Regions from separate parts of the Homo sapiens genome. Here region 1 is linked to region 2. Evidence: chromatin loops called from intact Hi-C (ENCODE). Cell type or tissue: ovary. All regions are shown on one strand. Region 1 has its middle 4.4 kb from the start of TMSB15A. Region 2 holds the start of BEX5 (brain expressed X-linked 5).

Region 1 (2,500 bases), 360 kb before region 2:
GCAGATTATTCACGTGGGAAATATTTACTTCTCTCCAGGTCTAGTGAGTCCTGACTTGGGGATGCTAGGTGCTATTTCTTTAGAGTTGGAATCACAGAGTTAGAAAACCTTGGGAAGGGAGGTCATGTGGACTAACCCCTTATCTCAGAATGAAGAAATGAAAATACAAGGTCTGAAGTGATCTGCTCAAGATGAATATTAAAGCGGAGCGCTCTTGCCTTTTGGAAAGTATTTTTCAACTTAATGGAAGGGGACACCCAAGGCTGGGGTTTGATGGGGAAGGGGCCAGAGGCACTTGCTAACATGCACTGTACTAAACACAATATGCCTTCTGTGGAGCATAAACTCGTATCTAATACCTGTTAATGACCTGTAGTAGAGAGCTTCTGGTTTGGTTCTTGTGTAGAACAGAATTTGCTGTCTTATGAACCAAGCATTTTTGGTGTTCACGATGAACATAAGTGCTATGGACTGAATTGTGTACCCCCAAATTTGTATATTGAAGCCCTAACCTCCAGTGTGATTATATCTAGAGGTAGGTTCTCTAGGAAGTAATTCAGATTAAATAAGGTCATAAGGGTCAGGTTCTAATCCAACAGGACTGTAGCCTTAAGAAGAAGAGGAAGAGGGAGAGAGAGAGAGAGCGATCGAGAGAGAGAGATCACTGCCATGTGAGAACATAGTGAGAAGGCGGCTGTCTGCAAGCCGGGAAGAGAGCACTGCAGGACCTTGATCTGGGACTTCTAGCATCCAGAACTGTGAGAAAGTAAATTTCTGTTTAAGCCACACAGTCTATGATATTTTTCTTATGGTAGCTTGAGCTGACTAATACAATAAGGAATACATATAAATGCACATTTCCCAATCCATGCCCTTAATACTTTTATCACTTTAAGTTTATTCAAGCCAATTACATATAATCCCACTAATTAGAAGTGTTAGCATTTATGTGTACCGTATAACCATCCAGACTGTGGCTCTATTAATCCAGACTGTGAGCTTTTTCTACAAAAAAAAAAATATGCTTTTAGCACCTATTTGCAACCTCAAGTAGTATTCTTACCTCCCTTTTCTAAGGGCTCATATTCTTAAACAGGAAGTGGCAGCCATTTTTTCGCTATAGCTGAAAGTTCCACAAGCAAAACAGTAGGTGGGTCAACTTTGATCAAGTGCCGATGAGGTGACACAATCACAGGGCTTAGTGTAGCCAGAGCATTTGAACCTTGGAAGTAACCATGTCGGTCACCAGTAACTTACCTCCTATCTGAAACAGTTGTCCAACAGTCACTCAACCCTTTGCAATGACATGCTATTTACACTGTGTCCCAAATTGCCTCCCTTTAGCTCCTATCCAACAGTCCTGAGACAGTTTTTTGGATACTTTCACAAGGTAGTTAATCTACCCTCCAGTATTTGAAGTCAGCTTTTGTGTGCCTGCCCTCATACCTCAAAGTCTTCTCCAGGAGACACTTCTCAGATCCTTTGGACCCAAGTTACATGGATGGAGAACCATGCTGGTTGCATGTTAGGTGTGCCCAAGTTTGCCATTATCAGATTTCTTTGGATTCTGATTCTATCATCCAACACATTTGCTCTCCTTTCAGTGTTGCTACTTGCAAATTTGATAAAAATGCTATATATCCATGATAGATCCAGCAGCCTCTGCATTTGTATATTAATCCAACTCAAAGTTAGGCCCATTTCAAAGGGTCTAAAGGAGAGCGTGAATATTGTCAGGTAAGCTGGGATTGGACGATAATTCCCAGTGTTCAATTACATCTGGTATCTATCCTTTTCATTAAGGCATTGATTCTACCCTGGATAGTATAAGTGGTAAACTGAGTGGGAGTAGGTGAAAGGTATACGATGAGAGGTGAAATACTTGTGGTTGCTAAGTGAATATTCACACAAATGAGATGGGAAAAACATTTGCTTACCTACTGTAGTTTTTCCCTGTATTTTTAAAATAATGTCAGGCTACTCTTTTAGCCTCAAGTTTCACTTACCTTTCCCAAACAAGGGAGGATTTTTTTTTCCCCATAAGCCCACTATAAAAAGAGATTGAGATTTATCACCCTGAATTCATTTATTAATTGCAAAACTGACAGCACTAAGCCTTTGTTGTAGCCTTACATTTTTGTGGGCAGTTACATTTATAGAGAAAGGAAAAAGAGGTAACATTGCCAGAGCCTGGAGTAGATTTAGAGCGTGCTGCGTGATAGAAATGCATTTGCTAAGTGAAGAAATCAGGGCTCAGAGAGGAAAGGAGACATTTTTCAGGTCACACAGGAGAAGTTATTGCTCAATACATAAACAAGGAAACTTAGAATAATGTATAGGATGTAGCTTAGATTCGTGATGATTACTTGTGAATATATCCAGGAGAACTTCTCAAAGTGTGGTCCCTTAGCCATGAGCATTAGGATCACCCTTGGTAATTAGTGTGTATTCCTGGGCCTCATACCCAGAGATTCAGGTTCAGTGAGAGCAAGGGATGTTC
Region 2 (2,500 bases):
ATACTTTTTAAACTTTTATTTTAAGTTCAGGAATACATGTGCAGCTTTGTTATATAGGTAAACTGATCCTCTCCCTCCTCCCATCCTCCACCCTCCTGTAGGCCCCAGTGTTGTTCCCCTCTATGTGTCCATCACAATACATTTTCATCTGTCAGGGTAGCTTCCCCAAATTATTGTCCTGAATCATCAGGGCTAGGTGTTATTGTAAATTGTGGTTACACTAATACAATTTAGAGGAGATCATCAGTTTGTCACAGGTTCTCAAGACATGAAAATCCACCAGAGAGGCTCTATTAGACTCAATGCATCATTTCACGGAAGGACATGTAGAGATCCTTCACGAGAAAATCACTTCTTTCCTTCTTTCCTTCCTCTTTTCTTTTCTTTTCTTCTTCCTTTCTTTCTCTTTCTTTCTTTCTTTCCTTCTTTCTTTCTTTCCTTCTTTCTTTCTTGACAGAGTCTCACTCTATCGCCCAGGCTTGGTGTGCAATGGTGCTACCTCGGCTCACTACAACCTCTGCCGCCCAGGTTCAAGCAATTCTCCTGCCTCAGCCTCCCGAGTAGCTGGGATTACAGGCGCCTGCCACCACGCCCAGCTACTTTTTGTATTTTTAGTAGAGACGGGGTTTCACCATCTTGGCCAGGCTGGTCTTGAACTACTGACCCCGTGATCCACCCACCTCGGCCTCCCAAAGTGCTAGGATCACAGGCACGAGCCACCGCTCCCGGCCTTATTTCAAAGTCCTTAAAGGAGGCAGGGGAATGCTTTCTGGAAGGTTTATATTTATAATATGATTCAGCAGGAGAAACAGATTGCCATGTTTTTACAACTCGAATCCTGTTTTTTCAACTGAAAATAATTGTATTGTCTAGTTATAAAAACAACAACAAAATGAATGCATGCTGATGAAAAATAAAAGGAACCCCCTTCCCAAATAAACAAACAAAAAGGAAAGTAGTTGAAGTGAAAAAAAAATTTGAATACCACTTCCTGCCTATTTTCCAGACTTCCTAGCCTCTCGCTCCCCACCCCTTCTCCGGGTTCCAATCTGGGACCAAGCCCTACAAGACTGTTAGGGCTTTACTTGCTGGACGTGAAGGGGAGAGAAGTGTGCGTTTAGGTGTATAGAAGAGGAAGAAGCGATTTTTTAAAAGCTCCAGCAGAAACCAGAGCAAGCCAAATACAAAATATTATGACCCGTTTGGTCGTGGGGATCGCTAAATAAAAAAATAGAGGGGTGGATAGTAGCCTGTGGTAGTGGTGGAGAAAGCACGAATGAAGAGAAAGGTGGCCCCGCCCACAGTCCCGCCCCCACCCTCCTGCCGCACTGCGGGTGTGAATGGTAATTGGAAATCTGAGCTCACAGTGACGTGACCCTTAGGAGACCCAGAGCCAATGCGTGGATTAGTCCCTCCTCCTAGTTGCAGTCTGGTAGTTGTCGCTGGCCGTGTGACGGCTCGCTGTTGCCCTGAAGGCAGGCGAGCCAGCTGCCCAGGAAAGGTGGAAAGTGGTAGAAGCTGACCCCTGAGCCCTGGCAGGTAGGTGGCGCTGACCGGTGTGTGAGCAGCAGAGGGCAAAGACCAGAGCGGGTCTAGGACTGGATACACACCCTTTCCAGATACACACCCGTTTAGTGCGAGAAATGGAGCGGTTGGGGAGAGGATCTCCCGAGGGGGCTGGATTGAGAATGGGTACCATTTGAGATCTCCTAGGAGGCCGGCCATCGGGCAATGTCTGATGGAGTCCAGCCGGTGGAGGAGACTGAAAGGAAACAGCCTGCTTCCTGCAGGTCCGCGGGAGGGAGGTACAGCCGGCAACCAAGGGTTGGGGAGGGCGGACCCTGCCAAGGTTTTAGGCCTGCCTTCTAGGTATCTTTTCTTCACCCTCTACCCATTTAGAGCTGGAAATGATAGGCTGCGGGGGCCGAGGAGAGGAATTGCTGCAGAGGAGGGGGACAGAGATTAGGTCTGGAAAGCAGGTCCCTATTGCGGCAGTTGAGCGGGCGAGCTTCTGACTGAGGGACAGAGGCGAGGAGCGAGAAACTGTTTTTGGTCTCAGCAGGTCGGTCGGTGTAAGCGTGGGCGCTACCTGTAGATCCTGGAGTGAGAATGACAAAGCGCAGAGACCGCAGCAGGTCCTAGTTTTCAATGCCCACATACCTCTTCACTCATCGTCCATCTTGATGCATAAAATGGTGGGCATGGGAGTGGGGATCGGGTGGAGAGAGGGCCTGATGGATATCTAGATTGAAATTCTTTGTGAATAAACTACGTATTCATTCAGCAAGCTCTTCTAACTCCCCCGCCAGGCAAGTTGCCTGCGTTGCAGAAAGGGTAACTAGATGACAGGTAAGAGGAAACAGTAGAGATGGGCGCCTAAAGAAGAGGTTAAAACGTTTTGGAAATAATCATCTTTGATGCCTATTTCTGGAAGGTGGGATAGCCTGTCACAGGGTGGGAAAAGAAGCCGTGAGACAGGATGGAGGAGAAACAGAAGGTG

Evidence for each region. Peaks named below come from ENCODE experiments on the same cell type or tissue, not always from the same donor. Only the 100,000 strongest peaks of a DNase experiment are listed, where the experiment ranks them.
Region 1: it touches region 2 in a loop (9-fold over the local background); 3 of 110 quality-filtered maps call a loop at or near these places.

Annotation. Positions count from the first base shown.
Region 1 is chrX:102,511,078-102,513,577 of GRCh38, reverse strand. No RefSeq gene overlaps it. Among named protein-coding and RNA genes, the nearest start is that of TMSB15A, 4.4 kb to the left of the region's middle. In ovary, no CTCF peak of the experiment used is centred here; no DNase peak of the experiment used is centred here.
Region 2 is chrX:102,154,898-102,157,397 of GRCh38, reverse strand. It overlaps BEX5 (brain expressed X-linked 5), which reads left to right and starts at 1,421. Exons shown (of 3, transcript NM_001012978.3): 1 at 1,421-1,539. RefSeq lists an enhancer at 1,465-1,604. In ovary, no CTCF peak of the experiment used is centred here; DNase peaks (open chromatin) are centred at 1,407 and 1,857; H3K4me3 peaks cover 1,184 bases; H3K27ac peaks cover 577 bases.